2 separate regions of the Homo sapiens genome follow, and region 2 is linked to region 1. A link is a contact called in ENCODE Hi-C or POLR2A ChIA-PET data. All regions are on one chromosome and are shown on one strand. Each heading gives the region's core, a stretch centred on a gene start or an enhancer-like site at or near the end of the contact. The rest is flanking DNA. Distances are from core to core; before and after follow the strand shown.

What was found. Hi-C counts contacts between places; a loop is a spot of excess contacts on that map. ChIA-PET counts read pairs that join two places held with the same protein, here RNA polymerase II (POLR2A). Pooled maps may share reads with other maps.
Region 2: a loop to region 1 is called in a map of B cell, with 28 times the contacts of the local background. The contact joins two enhancer-like sites. A Hi-C loop is called at or near these places in 1 of 168 maps with a recorded cell type or tissue (B cell) and 6 of 50 pooled maps. POLR2A ChIA-PET finds 5 or more read pairs at or near these places in 3 of 52 experiments (H1, OCI-LY7 and activated CD4-positive, alpha-beta T cell).

The regions. Positions count from the first base shown.
Region 1 is chr3:53,071,767-53,075,685 of GRCh38, forward strand. It overlaps a transcript of RFT1 not described here. Among named protein-coding and RNA genes, the nearest start is that of SFMBT1, 28 kb to the left of the region's middle. RefSeq lists enhancers at 877-926, 1,167-1,784, 1,277-1,396. Within about 2 kb of position 1,510, at least 31 of the 41 ENCODE cell types and tissues checked have a DNase peak (open chromatin) inside an H3K27ac peak, as active enhancers do.
Region 2 is chr3:53,194,816-53,198,701 of GRCh38, forward strand. No RefSeq gene overlaps it. Among named protein-coding and RNA genes, the nearest start is that of PRKCD, 36 kb to the left of the region's middle. RefSeq lists a silencer at 1,246-1,295. Within about 2 kb of position 2,341, at least 4 of the 41 ENCODE cell types and tissues checked have a DNase peak (open chromatin) inside an H3K27ac peak, as active enhancers do.

The DNA of each region.
Region 1 (3,919 bases), core at 260-2,759:
AGCTCCTGGGGCTGCCCAGGCTGAGAACTACCTATCCCCAGCCCCAGGTAGAGAGCCCCAAGTCTGGCTGTAAGAACAAGGTGAAGCCAAAGACTCAAAAGCAGGTCCTTGCCTCCCGTGACTGCAGGCACAGCCCAGTGAGGGGCAGCAGGGCTGCCAATGGTCCCCTGAATTGGCACCCACTTCCTGGGTTTAGCACCACTGTGGCCTCAAGAGGCCCTAAAGGAGGGTTGTCATGGCATGCACCATGGGTTCCTCACATAGTTCCTCTGGCCCAGGGGAACACGTGTCCTAGAGGCAGCTGCTCCTGGCGTCACTGTTGGTAGGTCCAGATGAAGGACAGGCCTCTGCCTGGGAGTGTCAGGATGCAGAGAGGCTGCCTCATTCCTGCTGCGGCAGCCAGGGTCCCCACACACTCACACTCATGTCAGCGAGGTCACAGGAGGTCGTCTCTACATGAGGCTGTGATAAGGCTGCGTGGGAGCCTGCATGCAGGCTCAGCATCATCCTGCCCGGGCGGGAACCCTGGTCCACCCTTGCTGTAGGACTTCAGTCAAATGACAGCCTCTCTTGACCCTCAGTTTCCCCAACTGCAAAAGTAGCACCCGACAACATGCACTGACCCCCCAGGGCTGCTGGGCGTGCTTGGCTGATGGTTCACTCTCAGAAGTATCTGTCCCTACCCACCTCGTAGGTGCGGTCAGGTGAGTTCTTCTCTGCCTCTGTTTCCACACTGCACCTGGAAGAAGCTGGAGGACCTGCTCTCCTAATTGCTCCTCTACCACTGATGTTGTAAGAAGGGGACACTGACTTGTCACTCTCTGCCAATGTAGGAGCCAGGCACTGTCTCTGTTGGCTCAGGGCTGGGCTCCCAGGAAGTAAAAGCCTAAAGGCTCAGGGAGGCCATTTAAGGTCTAGGGTCCAGTGGACTTTCGGACGCATCGCAGCCTCCGCTGAGCCCTTCTAGCAGGCTTGTGGTGACTGCACCCTGGGGCGGCTGCTCCATTGTTTCCTGTCAGTCCCGCTCATCTGCTCAACAACCCTTTGGAGGAAACACACAGGAGGGTCCTGCCCTCTAGTGGCTGCCGGCGGCCAGGTCTCTCCTCACAGGGCTCCGCCCGCGACCTCAGAGGAGCCCACCGCCCTCTCTGCCTGCTCTAGTGCCTGCCGCACAGCAACAAGCAGGCATTTCCTGGGGGTGAAGCCGAGGCTGGCCCCATGAGCTGACACCCAGCAATCTTCATCTCCGAGCACCTTTGAGTCCTGGGGGGCCCTGCTTCCAGATGTGAGCCCCCAGCCCGTGGGGCTGGGTGGTCCTGGGCTGTGCCACAGGGTTTCAGCCCACCGCGAAGGAGGCCTGACGGTGTCCAGGTCGAGGGCACCTGTGGGCAATGATTGACATAACACTGCAGAGAGAGAGCCTGGTGGGGCACCGGCCTCTGCCCAGGCTGGGTTCCGGGGCCTTCCCCCATGTGCCCACATCCCATGCTTCCCCCGTTACAGCCTCTGCCGTCAGACTGCGCACCAGCATCTGTGGGTGAGGAGAGAACCTGGGCTGGGGCTTGACACAAAAGGGGCTTTGCCTCTGGACACCCCCACCTGTGCCGCAAGTGGAGGGGGCGGGGAAACGGGGAGGAGGGAAAGTAAGCGGAAGTCCCGCCTCTGTGGAAGCGCCTCTGCACCCTTTGTCCCCCAAGGGAAGCACAAGTGTGTGGCCAGTCAGATAAAGCAGGCCTTTCCTTGCCTTTATGGAGCCACGGGCTGAGGCTGGACCAAGGGTCAGTGAGGGGTTCAGGAGGCCCCCTCTGCGCCTCTCTTCCAGGCCCTGAGCCCATCATTCCCTTCGTTGTTAGAGTGAAACTGTGAAGAGCCGCAGCTCTGTGCCGGGCGAAGAGGATTTGGCAGTGAAAAGGATGAGCTTGCCTTGCCCTGGGGGCAACTGGCACCTGGGGTAAGAGGTGGCCGGTGAGAGCCTGAGCCCTCTGGAGAGCAGAGGCCCCGTTGTGCACAGAGCCAGTATACCCAATGCTCGGGGAGCTCCCAACAACCCTACCCAGCCCTGCGGGAGACCACAAAGCTCTAGGGAAGAGCCTGTCCCAGGAAGCACAGGGCTTCGAAGTTCTGACAAGGACATCGGAGTTCCAGGCCCACCCCACACATGCACACACTTCCTGCTTCCAATTAGCACTAATTGGACGACTGGGAAAACCCACAGACCATGAAGCAGAAGCAGTTAGGTCTGCGGGGCCCCGGTGAGGCAGGCCCTGCGAGGGCCCAGGTGAGCCAGGCTCTGGGGGATGGGCCCTGGGGTCTCTGTCTCTCTGAGAGGGGATCAGGTGATCAGGGCCACATCTGCCAGGATCCCTACTGGCCCCTCTGGAAGACGGAAATTGTCCCAGGGCCAGGGCAGAAGCTGGGTGTGGGGGAGCCTGACAAACACCCCCTCTCAGCCTGGCATTTAAGGCTCCCCTAAACCTGGCCCTACCAGCATCCCCCCTCCCAACCTGGTCTCTTTCATTTCTTCTGCTCCTAGTTCTCACTGCCTAAGTCACCCACTGATTAATTCTTTATGTCACTCCATCTATTCATGTATTACGTGTCCAGGAGCCCTCCTGTGGCCAGATCCTGGGACCACAGAGATGGATGTGCCAGGCTTGGCTGGTCAGGTGGACCTTGGAGCCAGGACCTTTTCCAGGGTCCCCAGAGCACTGGATGGTCAGAATCAAAACAGGGCTAAGGCAGGTCCAGGGGAGGGGAGGGTCCTGATGCTCACCTCCTTCCTACTTGAGCAGCCCTCTCTCCTACCACCTATCCAGCTAGGCCTGGGCCCAGGTTGGCAGAGACCACATTGCAGGGCAACCCCTCTGCTGGCTCCACTTCATTCTTGGTGGGAAGAAGGAGGCCAGGCTGAGCACTGCATGCGTATGAATAGAAGTATCAGCTTTGCTTGGCACTCTCTGGGTGAGGCTTTGTGTCCCTTGATCCTTTAGACCGCACTCAGGGTATGTGCCAGGCTGTGTCCACATCCATGGCCAAGCTCAAGACAGAAGCTCTGCCAGGAACAGCTAGGACTAGGGGGCAAGAAGAGAAGCAGGCACCAAATCTGAGCTGCTCTGGGGTGGGTCTAGCCCGTGGGGAGAAGCAGGGACTGGCCCTTAGCAAGAGGCTGGCTCTGGAACTTGCATGCTGGAGTAGTCTGGGCCCCAGCCCCAGAGTGAGGGCCCCGAGTCAACCCTTTATATAATACTGCATGGCTCAGGCCCTCAGCCCTGAGCAGGGGTAGTGAGAACAAGGCCCCTTGCCCCACAGGTGTATGTCGGGCCTGACCCTTGGGCCCCGTTCTCCAGAACATCCCCACCACAGAGACAGAGGCTCAGCTCCACTCCCTTCCCTTCCCCTGCTTAGAGACCAACCTGGTCCTGGGCAATTTGGTGTTGCCATGACAACCACATACTTTCTTCTTCCCCACTTAGCCGATTGAATCTGAGTTGCAGATGAAATCCTGGTGAGTTGTGTGTTTAGAAAGCATGCGGCCATTTGGAGTGCTCCATGCATCTTTCATCTCCCAGACACCTCTGACACCCATCCCTTGTCTCTTGATGGCTGAGGGAGAGGATATGCGGCCTGTACCCTCTCCCTATGCCTGGGGTAGTCCTGGCCCAATGGCACAGCCTCCTTGAGGTACAGCCTCTGGCATGCAGGAACACATGGATGACATTCTCATGGGCAGCCTCTGTGGTGAGTGGGCCCTGTGAGCTGGATGGCAGTCACCAGGAGCCTCCGACAATGCATAGTCCTCTCCATCGTGAGGCATGTGGTGTCTGGGTAAGAGCTCTTGACTCAGGAGGCTCTCTCTGTCCCCTTCAGGAATGTGTGCTGCCCTTAAGGACTTGGGCCACCAAGACTGGGAGTTGCTGGC
Region 2 (3,886 bases), core at 1,091-3,590, 120 kb after region 1:
CAGACTGCCCTCTGCCTCCCACCTGCCAAGTAGGTATTTGAGCAGCAGCCAGCCTACCCCCGACCCTGCAAGGGCCAAACAGAGCTGGGTGCCCCATCAGTGCTGGGCCGAGCAGCATGGATACAGGAGGGCCTGGAGGCAGGAGCATGAGCTCGGCTACTAGACAGCCCTGGGTTCGAACTGTGCATGTCCCTGGTTGTGTGACCTCAGTAAATGACTTAACCTCCCAGTGCCCTAAATTCCTCTACTGTAAAATGGGGATTACCATGATGGCTGCCGTGGACTGTGATGATGTCTCTAAGTGCAGGGCATGAGCTCAGCGTGCACTAGGTGCATAGGAAACAGCAGCCACTATGACCCCGTGCCCGGGTGGGATGAAACATGCTCAGGAGAGCAGGCCTGTCCACTGCACACTGCACTTCGAGTGCAAGTCCTCTAACTGGACCGCAGGTGGGCGGTTAAATGCACCCGCCTCATGACCCAGTGGTGCCTTTCAGGCAGAGCTACCTGGGAACTTCACCCAAGGGCCCCAGAAGGCTTGCCAGGAAGCCCACCACTGCATGGATTAATGGAAAAACTGGAAGCAAGCAGAAGGCCCAGCAGCCGGGGAACTGGTTAAATACTCTCCTGGCGTGGAAAGTGGTGCAGGGCCAAGTGATCGGCAAAAAGAGACATTGAGAGAATCAAAGATGCAGCCAGATTCTACCCTGTGGTTCCACAGGCCAGCTCGTGAGGGCATCCAAGGTCTCAGGCACAGCAAAGAGCTGCAGAGATGAAGGATGGATGGAAGGATGGATGGATGAATGAATGGATGAATGAATGAATGAATGAATGAATGGACTGCCGAGACCCCAAGTCCCTTTAAGGCAGTGGCTCCCAAATTCAGCGTGTGTTGGTACCATGTCAAGTTCTAACCAGCGGGTCTCAGCCCTGGCTGTCACTGGAAGCCGATGCCAGGCTGCCCTGGTCTACTTACTCGGTGATCTGTGGAGGGCCGGGCATCAGTACTTTGAAAGCTGCCCCTGCGGTCCCACCTGCGCAGAGCCAGTTGGGGAATCTGCATTTTGCCCAGTCATCCTGGTGAAGCCAGAAAATGCTACTCTGAACAGGCCACACCCTGGAAGGCGAAGTCACCTGCCTGTATGGCCCAGTCTTGGCCCGCAGAGGCCCGAGCATCCCCTCCACAACCTGCGCCCCGCCTGCGCAAGGACCACGGGCGGAGGGTTGGTGGCTAGGGAAGAACGGTGCGGAAAGCACGCGGCCCCAGCTGGGCTACAGCGCCCTCTGGCGGCCAGAAGGCTCGCGGGCGCTGAGGCCGCAGACCCCAGGAGGGGAGGACCCCCGTGGAAGGGAGCGCCGGCTTTCTCACTTCGTGTCACTACTCCCTGGGGAAATATTTCAATAAAGAGGTACTGGGTGACCATTTTGGAGAGGTTCAGAGACGTGGAGGTTACAGCTAGACAGCCCCCTGGTATTTTTAGGATCTCCGGACCGCCCTAAATTCAACCATTCCAACGTCACAGCCACATTCCCCCATTTATTATTAATTTATTTAGAGACAGGGTCTTGACCTGTCACCCAGGCTGGGGTGCAGTGGTGCCATCACAGCTCACTGCAGCCTCGACCTCCTGGGCTTGTCAAGCAATCCTCCCACCCTCAGCCTCCCGAGTAGCTAGGACCACAGGCATGTACCACCCTGCCTGGCTAATTTTGTATTTTTGGTAGAGTTGGGGTTTCACCATGTTACCCAGACTGGTCTCAAATTCCTGAGCTCAAGCAATCCTCCCACCTCGACCTCCCAAAGTGCTGTGATTACGGGCGTGAGCCACCGTGCCCATGAGCTCACCATGCACCTGCCCCTTCCTCGGCCTCCCTCAAAGCTGGATGGGATCTTCAGCTCCCCCCTGCACCCTGACTGTGCCCAGCACGTGATCCCGGACGACTGTGGTGTCAGAGGCTGGGGAGCTGGTTGTGGTTTCCTGAGTGCTGACCATCCTCCCAGGCACTTTATCTCCTTAGGCTGGGGCAGGGGGAGATACATGCAGCTGAAAATACAAGACCTGGCAGCAAAGGAAAGGAATGGGGACAAAGGCCCCCAAAGGTGAGAGCCAGGCCTGAGTCAGCACAGCCCAGATCAGGCCAGACATGTGAGGTTTGGGGCACTCCTTGAGTCTGGTCGTCAGATTGAATCAGCCCTTCACATAGCCTCAGTGATTTAAGTCTTCAGAACTTGAACGCCAGTTCCTAAATCAGGCTTCTTAAGTGGGGCTTAGAAGATTGATATGGTTTGGCTGTGTCCTTACCTAAATCTCATCCTGAACTGTAGTTCCCATAATCCCCTGGTATCGTGGGAGAGACCCAGTGGGAGGTAATTGAATCATGGGGGCGGTTACCTCCATGCTGTTCTCATGACAGTGAGTTCTCACGAGATTGGATGGTTTTATAAGGGACATTCCCCGCCCCCCCCAACTTCACTCTGCACTTCTCCTTGCTGCCGCCACGTGGAGGACGTGTTTGCTTCACCTTCTGCCATGATTGTAAGTTTCCTGAGGCCTCCCCAGCCATGCAGAACTGTGAGTCAATTAAAACTCCTTTATAAATTATCCAGTCTCAGGTATGTCTTTATTTTATTTTATTTTTTATTTATTTATTTTTTTGAGATGGAGTCTCACTCTGTCACCAAGGCTAGAGTGCGATGGCGCGATCTTGGCTCACTGCAACCTCCACCTCCCAGGTTCAAGTGATTCTCCTGCCTCAGCCTCCTGAGTAGCTGGGATTACAGGCATCTGCCACCACGCCTGGCTAATTTTTGTATTTTTGTAGAGATGGGGTTTCACCATGTTGGCCAGGCTGGTCTTGAACTCCTGACCTCAGGTGATCCTACAGCTGTGGCCTCCCAAAGTGCTGGGATTACAGGCGTGAGCCACCGTGCCCGGCCTTATTTATTTATTTAGAGACAGAGTCTTGCTCTGTCTCCCAGGCTGGAGTGCAGTGGTGCAATTTTGGCTCACTGCAACCTCCGCCTCCCAGGTTCAAGCCATTCTCCTGCCTCAGCCTCCTAAGTAGCTGAGATTACAGGCACCTGCCAGCACGTCTGGCTAATTTTTGTATTTTTAGTAGAGATGGGGTTTCACTATGTTGGCCAGGCTGGTCTCGAATTCCTGACCTGAGGTGATCTGCCTGCCTCGGCCTCCCAAAGTGCTGGGATTACAGGCATGAGCCACTGAACCTGGCCGATATGTCTTTATTAGCAGTGTGAGAACAGACTAATACAAAGACTCCTAATTTCTTCTCTGTCTCTGTCCTGAAATACATAACTCTGAAAGCCCTGACATTTGCTGCTCAGCCCACATTAAGTACTGGATAAAGCTCAGAGCTTTGGGGAAGGTACTTTTCCTTTTTCTTCTTAGGAGAGGGGAGTTTAGCTTTCTATCAGTTTCACCTGGGGTGGTAGATGCAGGAGCTGTGAGTAGGGTGGGCAGTGCTGCGCTCTGTTCCCAAATTTGTATATTCCTTCATGGAACAGGTGGCTGCTGTGTGCCAGGACCTTGACGAGCATCACTCAACAGGCATGACTGTGCCTGGCACTCATGGTGTGTGGCCTGAGAGCCCATGTCAGAACACCCTGGGACAAGCACTGTGCTTGATGCTTTTCCTGCATGGTTGCCTGCAGTTCGTCGTCACAACAGCCCCGTGAGGAAACGGCTGGGACTCTCTCCTTTTACCGGTGAGCAAACCCAGGCTCTGAGAGGTTGAGTGATGTGGCCTACAGCTCTGGAATGGGGGCTCCTTCCATCTGCGAGTTGGTTCCCTTGTCATGTTTCCTGTAGAGACAACAGGACATTCTCCCTTCTTTTCCTGGGCTTGCTCAGGAACTGTCAGAGAA